2 separate regions of the Homo sapiens genome follow, and region 2 is linked to region 1. Evidence: chromatin loops called from intact Hi-C (ENCODE). Cell type or tissue: natural killer cell. All regions are shown on one strand. Region 1 holds the start of LOC124902240 (a long non-coding RNA gene). Region 2 overlaps LOC107987108 (a long non-coding RNA gene).

Region 1 (5,000 bases):
AACCATTTTTTTGCCCATTTATTTAACCTTATTCAGTCATTCACACCTCCATTCAATCCCTTCCTAAGAGCTACATCTAATAAAGGAAGGCAACAATTTTGTTTTTCTATAGTGCTGTAGAAAAATAATCTATGTATTTGATATTTTTTCTTTATATGATTTTCTTTTCTAATTTATTAAAGTAAAATGGTATCTTAATTTTTTACAGTTGGATATTCCTTGACTAAATAATATAAAGTTATTAAAATGATCATTATGAAGACGTAGCAAAATAAAATTTATATTTTAATAATTGATTCAGAAAACATTTACTGAGATACCGTTCTATGTCAGGCCCTGTACTAGGCTGTATGGATGTTGACAGGAAATGTGGCCCCGTTAGAAGCAGTTTACATAAAACAGTCAGATACATAAACAGTCAAGTAATATATAAATATTATCACAGAAATGAATATAGGGGTGAGAAAACTCAGGGAAAGTATTCCTGACGAGAGTTATGGCTGGCACTTTTTAAGGCCAAAGTATGGTTTGCCAAGGCCAGAGGAAAGAGGAAGTCAGCTTGCAATAAGGCATGAAGCTTGAGAGATTAACGTTGTGTTCAGAAAAATGTCAGTGGTTGGGCCACAGAGAAAAACATGAGAAATGGAGAAGTAAGAAATGAAATCATAGGCCAGGCGCAGTGGCTCACGCCTGAAATCCCAGCACTTTGGGAGGCCGAGGCAGGTGGATCACCTGAGGTCGGGAGTTCGAGATCAGCCTGATTAACATGGAGAAACCCTGTCTCTACTAAAAATACAAAATTAGCCGGGCATGGTGGCACATGCCTGTAATCCCAGCTACTTGGAAGGCGGAGGCAGGAGAATCACTTGAACCCGGAAGGCAGAGGTTGCGGTGAGCAGAGATCGCACCATTGCACTCCAGCCTGGGCAACAAGAGTGAAACTCTGTCTCAAAAAAAAAAAAAAAAAAAAAAAAAAACAATCATAAAGGTGAGGAGTTAGGGTTTTAAATTGAGGGTCATGGGAAGTCATTAAAAGATTTAATTAAGGAAACCACATGAACTAATTTCCAATTTTTACAACTCCATGTAACAAAAGTTTGGAGAAAGAAGTGAGGAGAGATGGTTGAGTTTTTAAATCCATAAGGTAATTGATGCAATTCTTGCAAGAAAGGGGGAAGTTCTCCAGTATCATATGTTAAATATACACTTATATTTTTCTCTCTTACATAATGGAAAACAAATAGCCCATTTTTTATAAGTTCATTCTTTAGCTATGCTATTGCTGTTAATCTACTCTGTAAAGAAAGGAGGAGGGACAAGGGTTTAAAGAGTATTTCTTAGCAATTAAGCACCATGATGATTGCTTTTACATGTTAATAACATTGTGAAATGGGCATTGTTTCTAACCATTTTCAGCTGAAAAGTCCCTGAACCACACTGGTTGTGAATATTTGTCCTTTTGTTTGAAGATATTCTCAAAGTGAAACCATTGAGTTCAGAACTTCGGAATGTCATTAGAGCAGCAACAGTTCTGCTCATTATTTTTCTTATTCCCTGCCTCCATACCTCAAACCATTCATCTGTGCTATTCATCATACATATCAGCTCTCCCATTTGGGGGGCACATAGTAGAATTGTACTCTCTTGCTCCTTTTTGCTTGGGTGGGACCACAGGACTAGTTCTAGCCAATGAGTTTGAGTGGAAGTCATAATTCATGTTACTTCAGAACTGGATCATTTAGTTGCCACTGCGAGATACTCCACAGCTGTCTCTCTTCTCAGTCATGTTGCCCTGTTATCCTGAGTTGTGAGGATGATGATGACACTAGAGCAAAGCTCTAAGCTGAATGATCCACAGTGGACATGTTGTATGAGTGAGTATTAACCCTTGGTTATCTTAATTTAGAGTTTCTCAGTCTCAATCCAGCTAGTCATATTTAGGGCTGGATAATTTTTTCTTAGGGCGTTGCTGTGGTTTGACTCTGTGACCCTACCCAAATCTCATCTCGAATTGTAATCCTCACATGTTGCAGGAGGGACCCATAATCCCCATGTGAGGAGGGATGGAAGTAGTTGGATTATGTGGGCAGTTTCACCCATGCTGTTCTTGTGATAACGAGTAAATTCTCATGAGATCTGATGGTTTTATAACTGGCAGTTTTTCCTGCACTGTCGTTCTCTCTTGCCTGCTGCCATGTAAACATGCCTGCTTCCCCTTCCACCATGATTGTAAGTTTCCTGAGGCCTCTCCAGCCATGTGGAGCTGTGAGTCAATTCTTTTCTTTATAAATTACCCAGTCTCAGGGAAGTTCTTTATAGCAGTGTGAAAACAGACTAATACAGGGGTGGAGTGATGTGAAAGAGCTCTTTTGTGTATAGGATGTTGAGCAGTAACCTTGGCAGTTTCTCACTTGTTGTCAGTAGCACCCACTTCCCCAGTTGTGACAACCAAAACTGCCTTCAGACATTGCCAAATAGGGCTATGGGGAAGATTGCTCCTGATTGAAAAGCACTGTTTTGAGCCACTAAGATTTTTAATCATTGCAGTGGCATAACCTGGGTAGGACTGGCATATACTCCAATTCCTTGCTTTTATCTTTTGCTCCCTCTCTTGTAAGGTTAATTCTTCACATATACTTTTGATCTGTGAGACGTTATGTTTTATATCTTAACAATTTTTGACCTTTTTGTGCATTTAAAGCTATCATTCAGTTCAAATGCCATTAAAATTTGTCCTTTCATGATCTCTACTCAACCTAGACAAAACAGTTTCTCATAATAAAAGTGTCTCTTGGCAACAGTTGCCATTAAAACGAGTTAGGATTTTTTTTTTAATTGCATCCCAGTTTAGTTTATTAACAGTCTTCAGGCTGCTACCACAAACTGGTTCATTTTGGTTTACTTGAGGACACACACAAGGTAATCAGGAAAGTTCTTGTTTTTGACAAATTTGTAAACAAATTGGGCAGGGAATGAGTATTCTTAAGAAAATATAAATCATAATACAGTGTATGGTAAAAATTCTTTTACCATATACGTAGTGTTTAAGTGGTACCTGACGCATAGTAAGTACTCAATAGATCTTAGCCATTGTTATTATAAACACTATTATTTTTATACTATTTTAAAATCATGTTGAAATTCCTGATTTATTTCCCTGTTGCCTGTACTACACAGTAAAACTCTTCAAAAACAAGGACCATATCCTACTTGACCTTGAATTCCCAATGTCTGGCTCTCTGGTATAAGGAAAAAATATTGAATGAATTAATATAATTTAAAGTCAAAGTGGAAGTGATAACAGATTTAACTTGGATTTAGGAGAAGAGAGCAAGCTTTGGATTAAAGTATTCTAGGGATACTTCAGGAAGCTGCTTTTTTAAGGCAAGATTGAAGAATTTAGGTGAAAACTCTTTGTACTTAGAGATTCATAATTTCCATAGAGAGTCATAATTTCCATAGTAGGTTATTTTGTCTGTTTATTTTTAGGAATAAATAGTATCAGTAATACAGTGTGAGTTAAATTGAAACTTTGGGTCCAAGATCTGCATGGGAGTCTTAGCTCTAACACTCACAATCTGTGCAGGAAAACATATTGTTTCAGACCCTTGACTCCTCCATCTGCAAAATGATAATTATTAATAATATCTATTCTGTATACATCACAGAAGTGTTATAAGGATCTCCATAATGTATATAAAAATACTGATAAAATGCCGTTAACATGAAGTGTATGACTGAGAGTGGTTTACAGACACCATTGAAGAATATCCAGAGACTAAACAAATGTCTTGCTGAGCATCTGGAACTAGGTCTGCAGAGACCTATAGAAATGACTTATATTTCATACCTGGGCAACTAAGAGTGAGATGACAAAGTAATAGATGCATTGGCTTAGCAGTAACCGGAAACCTGGGTCCCCACCTTGGTAGCAGTTAGGAGTACTTGGGATTAGACAACAGGACTGTGTCCACTGCAAAATCCAACCCTGGCCTATCAGTCATCAGGAGGCATAGAGAAGGTGAGGTGTTTTACTGTCCTGTTGTGATCTTCTTCCTGTTGGAGGTCATCCTGACTACAGGTAGGTTCCATGCCAATTTCTTACCATATTTGAGGCAAAGATAAAATGATTTGAGGGAACCTCTCAAATGGCTTATTGAAACGGAAGAAAGAAATTATACAATGAGAAAATGAAGAATGAGAAGGGATTGGAGATGAATACCAAAAAGTTGACAAAAAGGCACTTGAACCTGAGGCAGAAAAAAAGTGAGATAGAATCATAATCCCTGTAGCTATTAAATATATAGGAGGATTTTTCCCACAAAAATCAAGTCTTTTACAAATGTGTTACTTCATACTCCCTAGAAAATGACAAAAGTTTACAAGTATGCAAGAGAATTTCTAGAGAAGGGGCAGATTTGGGTGGTTTGTAATATCCTGTGGCTTCCTTTCTACCTGATATGGCCAATCAACAGACAGGCTGTGGTTAGAGAGTCTGCAAAACCCTGCCTGAGATGCTCCTTAAACCCAGTGACCACTTTTCTCTCCAGCTGCCTCGCATGATGGCAAATGGCATATTTAAATGGTAAAAGGCTTGATCTCTATCTCAAAACATTTGACATACTCACACTGAAGATGGAAAAAACTGTTTTTGATGGCTTCAGAGGAAAGACTGTGTACTAAGAAGAGGTAGGTTTTAGCTCAATATAACAAATTTCTTTCCAAATATGAAGGTGCTCTAAAAGTTGAATGAGATGCCTGATGGGACGATGTTTGTCCTGTTACTGTAAGTGCTTATTAAGAAGGTAGATAAATACCCTCTTGGCTGGACTGCTGTGGGTAGGAGCTTTCCAATTCAACATTTGTATCACTTTAGTCCTGTCTTCCACCCAGCATAGGAATTTCCTCCATAGCGTCCTTGGAAAATGAGTATGTATTTGTTAAGTGTGCATATTACTAGCTGCTGCTTGATCTTATAGAGGCTACAAATTATAGATTTA
Region 2 (5,000 bases), 100 kb before region 1:
TTTATTATGCATGAAAATTTGAAAGATATAATAATCTTTTATGATTTCTTAGTTTCATGTCATACTGATAATATTCCTACTCACTCTAATATTACAAAGTAATTCCATGTTTTCTTTGTAGAATTTTGAGGTTTCAGTTTTTCATTTAAGCCATTTGCTTATCTGTAATGCATTTTTTGTAGGACTCTATGTAATATGTGGTGAGAATCTTTACATTTTCTAGAAGATTACTCATTTTTTGAGCAATCCTTCCTTTCCCCACGACTATCTCAACATGTACTAAATTCGCACACACATACACACACACACACATAATTTTTATATATATATGATTTAATAATGCTAGTTTTAAATGCGTTCTAGTATCTGTTAGGGGTAGTACTGCTTTATTAATAGTCCTTTAAATTTTTTAATATATTCTTGCATGCTGATTTTGCAAATTTTTTTTTTGTCTAATTCTAAACCTAAAACTTCTATTGATTTTTTTTTTAGGAGCAGGTAAAATTTATAAATTAGTTTAGAGAGAACTGATACATTTCCAATATTCTATCTTCCTGTCTGAGTTAAAGTATTCCTTCCCTTTATTCAAGCCTTCTCCTGGGTTCCACAGAAAGTTTTAAAGTTGCCTAAATGTTAGATATATCTAGTTTTTTCTTTCTGTATATTCTATTTTTGTAGTTATTTTTGCCATTGTAAGTAGTATCTTCTCTTGTGTTATATTTACTAACTTGTTGTGTGAATCTGACATGATATTAATTTTATATTCATCCAACTGACAGCATTCTCTAATCCTTGTCATTTCTGTCTTGGATAGGAAAGGTTTCAGTGTTTTATTTGTAAGTCTGATGGTCTCTCTCTCTCTCTTTCTTTCACTCATCATGTCAGATAAGTACCAACTGATTTTTATTTAAAGTATTAATAATTATAGATAGATGTCGGATTTTGTTAAATGACTTTTCATGCTTCAAAGAAGATAACCATGTGATATTTTTCCTTTAATCTTTTAATATAATGAGTTATATTTCATAATATTGGACTATCTTTGGTATAAACCCAATTTTGTTGTGGTGTATTTTGTATTCATGGGCTTCTGGTTTTTGTTTGCTTATATATTATTTAGATTTTTTAAAATAAAGACTCATAAGAGAAGTTAGTGCTATCATTGTTAGATTTTAGTATTAACGTTTTTCTGATTAATATTTTCTCTTTCCATAAAAGAGAATTTAAAATTGCTTATATTTTCTTAACTCCAGAAATGCTTACAGAGTATTTGAAATATATTTTTAAAAAGTTTGGTGGAATTCAACTGAAAGACTTAATTTGATCCTCTGTAGTGAAAGGGGGTCAAGTAATTCTTTGACAGATTTGCCTGTGTTTCATGTGATCATTCATTTGTTTTGATTTTCCACTATTTCTTGGCTTTTTTGTAATTCATTTTCCTAGAAAATTATCTATTTGAGTCAGGTTTTCAAGTTAATGTGTATAGTCAAACAAAATAGCCTATTATGATCTTTTACATTTTTCTTTAGGTGGTGAATTCCTCATTGTAATTTTCCATTTATATACTTGTGCTTTTCTCTATCTTGCTTCTAAAAATGAAATTAATAGTTTATCTTTTTAAATGGTTTTATTAAGATCTAATTAGCACATCATATAATCTATCCATGTAAAGTAACTAGTGGAAGGGTTTTTCATATACTCAGAGAGTTGTGCGATCATCACTATAATTACAACTTTTTTTTTTTTTTGAGACCCAGGCTGGAGTGCAGTGGTGCCGTCTGGGCTCACTGCAAGCTCCGCCTTCCAGTTCACACCATTCTCCTGCCTCAGCCTCCCGAGCAGCTGGGACTACAGGCCCCTACCACAACGCCCTGCTAATTTTTTTTTTTTTTTTTTTTTTTGTATTTTTAGTAGAGACGGGGTTTCACCGTGTTAGCCAGAATGGTCTTGATCTCCTGACCTCGTGATCCGCCCGCCTCGCCCTCCCAAAGTGCTGGGATTACAGGCGTGAGCCACCATGCCGACCAATTACAACATTTTTATTATTGCAAAAGGAAACCTCATACTTAAACCGTCACTTACAATTTCCTCCCAACCTTCTCCACTCCCGTCTGGGTAACCACCAATCTATGTTCTGCCTTATAAATTTGCCTGTTCTGGATATTTTGGAATTATTCAGTATGTGTGTGGTCTTTGTGACTGGCTTCTATCAGTTAGCATCAAGTTTTCAGGATTCTTCCATATCGTACGATGTATAAGTACATCTTTCCTTTTCATAAGTACATCATTCCTTTTTATTGCTGAATAATATTCTACTGTATTCATATGCCACATATTATTTATCTTTTCTTCAGTTGGGGGGCATTTGCATTGTTTTCTGTTGGTGGCTATTATGAATAATGCTGCTATGAACATTTGTGTACAAGTCTTTGTGTGAATATATGTTTTCATTTCTTTTTGGTAGATACCTAGGAGTGGAATTACTAGGTTATATGGTAATTCTGTGTTTAACATCTTGAGGAGCTACCAAACTGTTTTCCAGTGTGGGTGTGCCATTTTAAATTCTCACAAGCAATGTGTGAGTGTTCCAGTTTCTTCACATGCTTGCCAATAGTTATTACTGTCTTTGTGTCTTATTATAGCCACCTTAGTGGTGTGAAGTGATACCTCATTGTGGTTTGATTTGCATTTCCCTTTGATAGCTAATGATGTTAAACAGCTTTACTTGTCATTTGCATATCTCTTTGGAAAAATGTCTGTTCAAATCCTTTGCCCGTTTTTTATTTGGATGATTTGTCTCTTGAAAGTGTATACATATATTCTAGAAACAATTTCTTTATCAGACTTATTATTTGCAAATATTTTCTTATATTCTATGGGTTGATTTTCATTTTCTTTATGGTGTCCTTTGAAGCCCAAAAGTTTTCAATGTTGAAGAAGTCTAATTTACCATTTTTTGGAGGGTAGAGGATCATCTGTGCTTTTGGTGTTAAATTTAAGAAGGCTTTGCCTAACCCAAGGTCACAAAAATTTACTCAACACTTTCTGCTAAGAGTTTTATAACTTTGACTCATATTTAGGTCTATGATGCATTTTGAGTTAATTTTTGTGTATAGTGTAATGAGGAGGTCCAACTTCATTCAGTTGATATAGTTGTATTAGTTTATTTGTGAATTCTCATTCTATTCCAATGACTTGTCTATCCTTGTGCCACTACCATACTATTGATTAACTACAGCAATAATACAGTATGATAAAGTATTGATTAGCTATAGCTTTGTAGTAAATTTTGAAATCAGGTTGTGTCAGTCTTCAAACTTTGTTCTTCTTTTACAATACTGTTTTGACTCTTCTGAGTCCCTTGAATTTCCATATGAATATTGGGATCAGCTTGTCAACTTCTTCAAAACAGCCTACTAAGGATTTGACAGAGATTGTGCTGAACCTACAGGGGAGTCTGGGGGAATAGTGCCATATCAATGCAACATAAAGTCTTTCAATCTGTAAACATGAAACATCTTTCCATTTAAGTCTTTAATTTAGTTAATTTTTTTTGTAGTACAAGTTTTGTACTTCTTGTTAAGTTTATATCTAAGAATTTTACTTTTTCATACTAGTGTAAGTGAAATTGCTTTCTTAATTTCATTTGGATTGTTTATTGCTGGTTTATTGGAAATGGAATTAATTTTTACATGTTGATCTCATACCTTAACACCTTGCTTTACTTGTTTGTTAGTTCTAACAGTTTAGGTGAATTTCTTAGGATTTTTTAATATATAAAATAGTTATCATCTGAAAATGGAGATTTTAACGTTTCTTTTCTAACTTGAATGTTTTTTAGCTCTTTTTCTTGCATAATTGCCCTTGGCGAGATCTCCATTTCAATGTTAAATGTAAATGGCCAGCATGGACATTTTTGTCTCGTTCCTGATGTTAAAGGAAAAGCTTTCCGTTTTTCGCTATCACATGTATGATATTAGTTATGGATTTTTTTTTTTTTTTTTTTTGAGACAGAGTCTCACTCTGTCGCCCAGGTTGGAGTGCAGTGGCACTATCTCGGCTCACTGCAAGCTCTGCCCCCCCGGGTTCATGCCATTCTCCTGCCTCAGCCTCCCGAGTAGCTGGAGCTACAGGCACTCGCCTAATTTTTTGTATTTTTAGTTGAGACGGGGTTTCACCATGTTAGCCAGGATGGTTTCGACCTCCTGACCTCGTGATCCGCCCGCCTCGGCCTCCACAAGTGCCGGGATTATAGGCATGAGCCACCACATCCCACCTAGTTATGGATTTTTTTTATGTCCATAATAACCTTTACCAGGTTGAAATAGTTTCCTACTATTGCTAATTCATTCAGGTTTCCTGTGTGGTCTAGTTGATTAATAATTTTGTGAATGTTATATGGACGCTTAAAAAAGATACCTGCTATTTTTTCATATAATAGATTCCTATATAAATCAATGAAACATATCTTATTTATTACATTTTAGGTCTTCACTATCCTTATTTTATTTGCTTTGGCAGAGAAAAAATTTTAAAATCTCTTCGTATGAGTATATTTCTGTTTCTCCTTTTTTTTTTTTTTAAATTATACTTTAAGTTCTGGGATACATGTGCAGAATGTGCAGGTTTGTTACATTGTGCCATAGTGGTTTGCTGCAGGTTTGCTGCACCCATCAACCCATCATCTACATTAGATATTTCTCCTAATGCTATCCCTCCCCTAGCCCCCCACCCCCCGACAGGCTCTGGTGTGTGATATTCCTCTCCTTGTGTCCATGTGTTCTCATTGTTCAACTCCCACTTATGAGTGAGAACATGCGGTGTTTGGTTTTCTGTTCTTGTGTTAGTTGGCTGAGAATGATGGTTTCCACCTTAATCTGTGTCTCTGCAAAAGACATGAACTCATCCTTTTTTAATGGCTGCATAGTATTCCATGGTGTATATGTGCCACATTTCCTTTATCCAGTCTTGTTTCTCCATTTATGTCTTCCAGCTTTTGT

What was found. Peaks named below come from ENCODE experiments on the same cell type or tissue, not always from the same donor. Only the 100,000 strongest peaks of a DNase experiment are listed, where the experiment ranks them.
Region 2: it touches region 1 in a loop (9-fold over the local background); 1 of 110 quality-filtered maps calls a loop at or near these places.

Annotation. Positions count from the first base shown.
Region 1 is chr9:106,308,616-106,313,615 of GRCh38, forward strand. All of the region lies in intron 3 of LOC107987108 (a long non-coding RNA gene), which reads left to right. It overlaps LOC124902240 (a long non-coding RNA gene), which reads left to right and starts at 992. Exons shown (of 2, transcript XR_007061716.1): 1 at 992-1,874; 2 at 4,551-5,000. In natural killer cell, no CTCF peak of the experiment used is centred here; a DNase peak (open chromatin) is centred at 2,436; H3K4me3 peaks cover 460 bases; H3K27ac peaks cover 3,650 bases.
Region 2 is chr9:106,204,872-106,209,871 of GRCh38, forward strand. The region is part of intron 3 of LOC107987108 (a long non-coding RNA gene); the gene reads left to right. Among named protein-coding and RNA genes, the nearest start is that of MIR8081, 390 kb to the right of the region's middle. In natural killer cell, no CTCF peak of the experiment used is centred here; no DNase peak of the experiment used is centred here; H3K27ac peaks cover 559 bases.